2 separate regions of the Homo sapiens genome follow, and region 1 is linked to region 2. A link is a loop called in an ENCODE intact Hi-C map of the cell type or tissue named here. Cell type or tissue: adrenal gland. All regions are shown on one strand. Each heading gives the region's core, and the rest is flanking DNA. Links, peaks and the distances in the headings are about the cores only. Region 1 overlaps EWSAT1 (Ewing sarcoma associated transcript 1). Region 2 has its middle 15 kb from the start of GLCE.

Region 1 (4,394 bases), core at 119-4,118, 51 kb after region 2:
AGATCCTGACGCTGCCCTTCTTCCTGTCCTTTCCAATCATGTGTCTTCAGCTTTTCCTTTCCTTCTGGTGTGGCACCACAGTCCTTCAGCAATTTTTTTGCTTGTGATAGTGGGAGTTGGTTTCTGTGGCTTGCAACCAGAGATCCCTGGCTGGTACTGACTGATACTGTGTCAGTACAAACTGATAAGGTGGCAGACCAGTTCTCTTGTTTGTTACCTGGGTGAACTTGGGTTAGATGTCTTTGGGCCTCAATTTCCTTGTCAGTACCACAAGGATAACAATAGCATATTTCTTAGAGTTATTGTGAGGATTAAGAGACTGGGTGTTTGTGTATGAAAGTGCCTGGCAGTCCTGTCCTTTCCCCTCCCCTCCTCCTCCTAACCTCTCTCACGAGTCCAAAAGGAGATGTGGGGAAGCAGGGATGGCAGGTCTCCACAGAGGTTCCTATGGGAACCCTAGCCACATGTGCAGCATCCCTGGGGGTGTCTGGGAGGGGCTAGGCAGCTGCTGGGTGGCTGGCTGAAATGACTCTGCCTTTTGGAGCAGAAAGGCTCAGCTGTTCCTGTCCCCCCAGGTCCTAACTCAGCTCAGTGCATAGAACTCCAAACGGAGCAGATGTTCAGCTTCTGGAGCCTGGAAGAGGAGTGATCTCTGTATGGCTCTCAGCTTTCAGTCTCAGGGGAGGCTGGGAGGGAGGAAGAACAGTACTCAGCTCAGAGTTCTCAGGTTGGAAACAAGCCTTAAGAAGCCATTCAGCTGATCAATCCGACAATGCACCTTCAATGAGCTGGTTCCAGGAGTCCAGCACTGAACTGGATAGGCAGTGAGGGAGATGGAGAATTAAGAAACATGAGTGGAAAGACTTCACTGGAAATAAAAGTAGAAGTTAAAGACAGTAACTATGGCTGTCATCTGTGGAGCGCCCACCATGTTAGCCGTTCAGCTCAGTTATTTATATACATCTCCATGGTCTGAACCATAGATTCTGCCAGGAGATAGAGAGCCCTTTTTTACCTATGTGGAGGCTGAGATCATAGGAGTTACATATAGGACATGCCCAGGTTCTGTAGCCAGAACAATCACCTAGTGTGATCCTGTCTTACAGACTAATTCATTCATTCACTCATACCCAGAAATTTGTTGAGTATCCGATATGTTTTGAGCTCTTTATTTGATGTGCTTGGAGTTGAGTGGCAGAGGCTCATGAGCACACAGGTGACAATGATACCATTGAGAGCCCAAGAAAGGGCTGTGACAGCCATGGGACAGGTCAGTGGCTGTGCCTGGGTTGTCAGGAGGAAGTGGGGAGGTGTTGGCTTAGCTGGCCATGGAGGATGGAGGAGTGGCAGTTCAGCATAGGGAAGGTGGAAGGAGGGAGGAGGGAATTTCACACAGTGAGCCCAGCAACAGCAAAAGTGTGAGGCTTTGCACAGGGTATCTTCATCCTGGAGGCCCTCAGCCAGAGCACTGAGTCCAGGGGACTCCATGCCAGGGCCTGAGGCCAGACTATGGCTGATGCCAGACAGTCAAGGGCCTTATATGGGATGTCAAGTGATTTCAACTTCATCCTGTAGGAAAGGGTTTTAAGCAGTGGGGAGGTGATGTGGTCAGATTTGCTTGATACCCAGATAACTCCTGCTCTTGCATGTAGGATGGGCTTAAGGGTGGGGTAGAGGCGGAGCAGGAATCCTGTGCAGACTTTGCTATTGCCCAGGGGTCTCGGTGGGAGTTTCAGGGACTAGGGATGTGGTGCAGGTGGAGAAGAGGGACAATAAGTAGAGACATTTCAGAGATGGAGTCAGTAGACTCTCACTGGCAGAAAATTGAGGACAAAATAGTGTTCCTTGCCAGACACTTCTGTGTCTCTGCAGTGTTTGTGGGCATAGACATGTGTCCATCTATGTACACATCACATGTGTGCATGCGTGTGCATGCATGTGGGGCTGTCTGGATGCACACTGGCGATCATGCACGTATTTGTGCATGTGAGAGTCTGTGCTCTCAGGCATCCTGCAATCTGCATGACTGTCTTTATATGTCTGTGCCTACGGCCTGTATGTCTGCTGCTCCCAGTCCAGCTGTGAACCCACCCCGCCAGCCCGCTCCCATTGTGCTCCGGGCTCAGCACAAGATTCTGTGTGCCAGGCACCCTCCAGGGCTTCAGCTGCTTTCCAGGCTCCTGCTGCTAAAGCAAGATGCATCTTCCATCCCTGTTTGATGCTGCAACATGAACCCCAAGGCAGTTCTTCAAAGGGAGCCACTAGGAATGGAAAGAAAGAAAGTAAACATCAGGATTAAAACTGTGAACTAAGCCTGCCCCTGCTCTAGATCTGGCCCATGAACCTGCTCCCACAGGCAGGCTTTGATTTGAGGACTGCATTTCCCCAGGCCAGGATCCCAGGGAGAGCAAGAGGTTCTGGAAACACAGAGATGGGCGGGGCTCAGGGAGGGGCTGGGGGACTGCCCTCTCCCACTCAGCAGCTTGCCATAGTTTCATGAGTCCCTCTTCAAATGTGAAACAGCTTCCAATGGGCCTGAGGACTCTGATAGTCCTCAGGGCCATGGATGGAAAGCCCTACCTCCTTTCCTTCCTTCTTTCCTTCCTTCCTTTCTTCCTTCTTTCCTTCCTTCTTTCCCTCCCTCCCTCCCTTCCTTTCTCTCTTCTTCTCTCGCTCCTTCTTCCTTCCTTTTTCCCTCTCTTTCCTTCCCCACCCCTCCCTTCCCTTTTCTCCCCTCCTTCCCCGACCACCATTTCCAGAGGATACCAGGACTTCAAACTGACTCCCACGTGTGTGCTAACTCTGATAGTTAGTGGCTGTGTGATTGTGGGCAATCATGCCTGCTTTATAAGGTAGCTACTCTGACCTCACAGGGTTGGTTGGTTGTTGGGATTTAGTAAATTCAGGCATGGATGTGCACAGCAAATGCCAGCCTGGCTGGAAAAGCTCAGTACATGGCAGCCATCAGAATTGTTGTCACTGTTGTGCAGTGTCAGTGATCAGGAGTGACAAGGCATCTCTTGATCTCAGTCTACTTCTACCAGCAGGTAAACAAAGAGTGTGATGAGAGTTTTATAAAAGGCAGGGTGCTAGGGTGCTTGGAGGGGACTCAGAAGAGCAAGGGCCCAGCCTTCCTGGTAGAAGGGGCAAGATCTGGGAGAGCTTCCTGGAGGAGGTGACTCTCAAGTCTTACAGGATAGCTGGATTTCACCAAATGAGTCCAGGCCAAGGAGAGGCTTTGGCTGAGGTGTGAGAGGCAAACTGCAAAGACCTCTGGTGTGTCCAGGCATTGGATCCTGTGTGGGAAGCCTGTCTGCAGGCTATGATGCAAAGCAGGTCCTATGAGTGCTGGGCACCGCTGGACGAGTTTAACCAGACTAGGAATGCTGGGACTGAGGGATCTGAAAAAAAATCTTTACAGGCCACCAAATCTTCTAAACTCAGGTGGCAGGCTTCCTGTGGTGGTCGCCCAGATCCACTTCAAGGAGGGACATGCTGGGAGAGCTATAGTCAGGCCAGCCCCTTTCAGACGGCCTCAGCTGCAGAGCGCAGCCAGGCCTGAGATCCCTCCTCTTCCTGGGCAGTGCACATTCAGTGACTGACCAATGCTGGGGTATAAAGGTGTGGCCATCACAGCCCAAGTCATGATGACTCTGAGGAACTCATCTAGCTGCAGGACTCCTACAAGGGATTGAGGGATTGGAGAGGCTGTGGCTGGCCTGCACTGAAACCCCACCTCTCCCTCTGCCCCACCTGCTTCCTTCCCTTCCATTCCCTCCCAGAGACTGTCTCTAAATTCCAGTAAACACAGTCGCAGAGTCCCCTACTCACCCCTTTGGGCTGAGCATTGTCTTTCCATACTGCTTTCCCCCTACTGTCCTCTTTTTATTTTTAATTTAATTTCTTTTAAAGACAGGGTCTCCATCTGTCGCCCAGGCTGGAGGCAGCAGTGCGATCACAGCTCACTGCACCCTCTACCTGGGCTCCAGCGATCCTCTCACCTCAGCCTCTGACTAGCTGGGACTAGAGGTGCACACTACTGTACACAGGTAATTTTCTTTAAAAAAATATTTTTATGTTGCCCAGACTAGTCTCAAACTCCTGGGCTCAAGTGATCCTCCTGCCTCAGCCTCCCAAAGTGTTAGGATTACAGGTGTGAGCCACAATGCCCAGCTCTACTTGCCTCCTTTTCAAGTAAACTTCTTTTTTGTTGAAGTATAACATGCATACAGAAAGATGCAAAACTTAACCAATTATGTACAACATAAATCTCTGCAAAGTGAACATAGCCTATAACTGTCACCAGATCAGGAAACAGAATTTTACCAGCACTCCCAGAGTCCCTTTTTGCCCCACTCCTTCTCAAAGGCAACCCCTGTCCTGACTTCTTAACA
Region 2 (4,394 bases), core at 254-4,253:
CAAATTCCAACTCTTTTCTCAGACTTTACCTTGTGTCCTTGGCTCTCTTTTTGTCTCTCGGCTTTCATTTTTCATGTTGGTAAATTGGAAATAAATACACTTAGGTGTTGTCAGAATGGATGAAGATAAAAGTAAACTCCAAGTAGGAACCATCAAAGAGTCAAAACAACCTTAAAGAATTGTTTATATGGCTTTGAATTTGGAAAGGATTTAAAAGCAAATGTTGATACATAAAAAACAAAAACACACACAAAGAGCTCAATCCTTTACTAAGTACCAATTATATTCCTGATGCTGGACTGGAAGCTAGAAAGAGACATGAATAGCCTTGCCTTTTACCTTAATTTTAATGGAATTTATGTACATTTTTCACTCCAATTTTCTGAGAACAGATGAGAAAAGTGTTCCATCCACAAGAAGATACAGCTCTCCTGGGCTGGTCATGCATCGCCATGATGAGGATTCATATTTTAAGGAGTCTATCCACTGAATTAATAAAGAGTTAACTCAGAAAGATGAAATGAGGAACCCAAAGCAGCATGGCAAAGAGAGGGCTCAAATCTGAAGTAACTGGCTCTAGTCCCAGCTCTGCTCTTACTAAATGTGTATGAATTCTCCCCTGTCTGTTTCCTCATCTTTCACATGAAGAGGGCTTGGCAGATTGTATATTCTCAAGATAATAACACTATCTCCCGTTCTACATGCTCTTCCTCCACTGTGACATTGATTCTTCTCCCATCTTGTCCCTCCTTTGATCCTGGGTGAAATTTTGGGACTGCCTCAACCAACAGGGCATGGCAGAAGCAACAATATGTAACTTCTGAGTTCAGATGATAAAAATAAAGTGCAATTCTGCCTTGTTCTTGGGACATTAGCCCTTGGAGTTCAGCTGCCATTGTGTGAAGAAGCCCAAACTAGCCCATGTGACAACCCCAGAGAAAGGCTGTGTGTCAGTGTTCCAGTCAATAGCTCAGCTGACGTGAGTAAGGACACATCCAGATGAATCTAGCCCCCGGCTGTTTAGTCACTACCAGCCTTTGGTCTTTCCAGCTGAGGTCTCAGACATTATGGAACAGAGAAGAGCATTTCGTGTTGTGCCCACCCAAATTCCGGAGTCAAAGAATCCGTGAACATAATAAAATGGTTGTCTTGTGCCATAGAGTCTTGAGGTGGTTTTAACACAGCAATAGTTACTGGAATAGTTGGTCATATCTGTCCTAATTACCTTACAAATTGTGAGGACCAAATGAAATTAGAATGTAAGACCATGTTCTGCACAAAATGTGACACATATACACCATGGAATACTATGCAACCATCAAAAAGGATGAGTTCATGTCCTTTGCAGGGACATGGATGAAGCTGGAAACCATCATTCTCAGCAAACTATCACAAGATCAGAAAACCAAACGCCGCATGTGCTCACTCATAAGTGGGAGTTGAACAATGAGAACACATGGACACGGGGATGGGAACATCACACACTAGGGCCTGTCGGGGGATTGGGGGCTATGGGAGGGATAGCATTAGGAGAAATACCTAATGTAAATGATGGGTTGAGGGGTGCAGCAAACCACCATGGCACGTGTAAACCTATGTGACAAACCTGCACGTTCTGCGCATGTACCCTAGAACTTAAAGTATAATAAAAGAAAAATAAAGTAGTCTACTAATAAAATTCAATGAGCCAACATGGAGCAGCTGTGCCTGGAATTTACTAACCTCCTCACCTCTGCCCTTGCAGGAAGCATGCCCTTGCAGGGTCTGAGGTGCCCCTATGAACCCTAACACTCTGAGGAACCTGGTTTGAAAATCACTGTTCTTATCCACTCCTTCATTCTATGGATGAGAAAACTAAGACCCAGAGTGACTTGCCCAAAATCACACAGCTGGCTATGTGCTTGCTCCAATTTGTCATGCTGCCTCCAAAAAGAGAACTATTTAAGGTAGGACCATCCTTGTCTGAGAGCCAAAAAGTTGAAAGCAGGAACAAGCAAGATCATTATGCGATATTTCTCTTCAAGTCTCAAACAGACACTTTGAGCTGTTGCCCAACCATGCCAAAGACAAGCCTATTTCATTTCCCTCGTTCCCTCCCCTGCTCCTCTCCCACTCAGTCCTGGTAGCATAGATCATTTCACTGGGTAAAACAAAGACAGAGCCGCATACTCAACATTGAGCTCTGCAAGCTGTCAGCTCAGTGATGAATGGAGAGCTGAGCTAATGCAAAAGTGCGCCTGGTTTGGGTGAAGCTCTGTTTGATCACCAGTCATTGGCATTCATGGAGAGTTCCTAATTGTCACTTGGTGATGGGGTGCTGCACTGTGGTTAAGTGCGTGGGGGCCTCTCTCAGTTATTAACCTTTATGTTGCCCCTATTGCAGTGAGGGCAAAGACAGCCTGGGATTCTGATCAAGTTATATTTAATGCACTGCCTCTCTTACTCAGCTCATATCCCAGCTATTTCAGTGGAAGAAAGAAAAATAAATAAACCCCCAACGCAAAGCAAGCAGGACGGATAAAGGTGAAAGCTATTGACCCAAGTACAGTAATGTCTTTCCATCAGATGTGGTATGTTCCTATACCTGGGAAGGCCCTGTGGATATTGATGAAGGACCCCTGACATTCTGCAAGCCACAGATACATAAATCATCAAGTTTGAAAGAGGCTTTGGTACCTGTCCCCTGAAATAAGGGTGTCATTCATTTAGGATTTATAGCTCTGGGGAAGACAATTTATCTAAATGGCTCCAGAGAACATTAATGGGAGACTTTAATGTTTCCAGTCCCTTGGGAGCCATGGAGCTGGGAGCGTTACATGGGAACCCAGGAAAACCCAGTTTAAATGAACTTTCAAAAAAATCTATGGATTCAGCAATTACTGAATAATCATTTGGTTGGAATATTTGTGTCTGCATACTGAAGGCAGAGACAATGAATTTTCTTTGAAGACAAAGCAAGAGGTTTATAAATATTGCTTTATGGCAGAGGATGAGCATTTTAAATTTAAAAAATTTTAAATGAACATTTTTATTACTATAAAAGTGTGTGCTCACTGAACATAACTTAGTAAATATAGAAAAGGAAAACTCTAAAGCAAAACTTACCCACATTCTTACTCTGTGATGATAACCATGGTAAATATGCTGTCTTTCCTTCAGTCTTTTTTTCTGTGTGTGTATACTCACATATGATTTTACATAATATATACATACATATAATTTAAAATGACGAACTGTGGTACTATACTTTTTTGCATTCTGCTTCTTTGTTTTGTTTTGGTTGGGGGAGGGTTGTTTTGTTTCGTTTTTGAGACAGGGACTCCCTCTGTCACCCAGGCTGGAGTGCAGTGGTGTGATCACGACTTACCCCAGCCTCAACCTCCCAGGATCAAGCGATCCTCCAGTTCAGCCTCTCAAGTACTGGGACTACAGGCATATACCATCACACTGGCTAATTTCTGTGGGGTTTTTTGTTTGTTTGTTTTTTGTAGAGACAGGTCTTCACCACGTTGCCCAGGCTGGTCTCAAACTCCTGGGCTCAGGTGATCCACCTTCTTTGGCCTCCCAAAGTGCTGGGATTACAGGTGTGAACCACTCACTGCGCCTGGACCACATTCTGCTTCTTGACATTATGTGACATCATTACACATTTTTCAAAAGTACGTTCTGTAAAAGCTACATAACATTTGACCATGTATATGTGTGATAATATATTCAAGAATTCTCCTATTATTTAGACATTTGTTTTCAGTTTTCACTCTGTCTCTGAAATTTTTGTTAGTTTAAACCCTAGAAGAGAGATTACTGGATGAAAAGATACTTTTTTTTTTGTAAGTCACTTGACACAATTGCCTTTAGAGTTTTTCAGTCATTTTCTTTCCTCTTTTCTTTTGTAGCAGGCCACATGTGAGCTATGGGACTTCAGTTGACCTTTTATCCCTTTTCCAAGAATGATCATTGGGTGTTTCATTGCCCCCACCACTCCCTAGCCCCACAATTCCACAGCTTGGATGTTTGCCCTTGGATTTAATTACTCTCATGCTTTACTTGGGAATTTTTTAACTCAGTGTCCCCTGTACCTGTGTTGCCTTTGCCATCTACACTCACTTTCCCTCTTTCTCACCTCCTTCACATCCCACCTACCCTCAGAATCCTGTTTAACTCTCCTCCTTCACAGAGCTTTCCCAGACCACTCCATCCTCAGGCTTCTCTCTTTCTGAACTGCGCCATAATTTATGTTCTTCACACCACTCCTCTGACAATTAATCACCACTTACCAGCTGTATGACCTTCAGTAATCCCAGAGGCTTGTCGTGAGGATTTAATGAGATCAAGCCTATAAAACAAACACCTATCACAGTGTGGGGCACACATTGCAGTTGAGCAATAAATTG

Evidence for each region. Hi-C counts contacts between places; a loop is a spot of excess contacts. Peaks named below come from ENCODE experiments on the same cell type or tissue, not always from the same donor. Only the 100,000 strongest peaks of a DNase experiment are listed, where the experiment ranks them.
Region 1: it touches region 2 in a loop (2.0-fold over the local background); 7 of 110 quality-filtered maps call a loop at or near these places.

What each region holds. Positions count from the first base shown.
Region 1 is chr15:69,092,568-69,096,961 of GRCh38, reverse strand. It overlaps EWSAT1 (Ewing sarcoma associated transcript 1), which reads right to left. Exons shown (of 4, transcript NR_026949.1): 4 at 1,138-2,261. Among named protein-coding and RNA genes, the nearest start is that of EWSAT1, 14 kb to the right of the region's middle. RefSeq lists an enhancer at 3,029-3,529. In adrenal gland, for the core only: no CTCF peak of the experiment used is centred there; no DNase peak of the experiment used is centred there.
Region 2 is chr15:69,143,840-69,148,233 of GRCh38, reverse strand. No RefSeq gene overlaps it. Among named protein-coding and RNA genes, the nearest start is that of GLCE, 15 kb to the left of the region's middle. In adrenal gland, for the core only: no CTCF peak of the experiment used is centred there; a DNase peak (open chromatin) is centred at 2,043.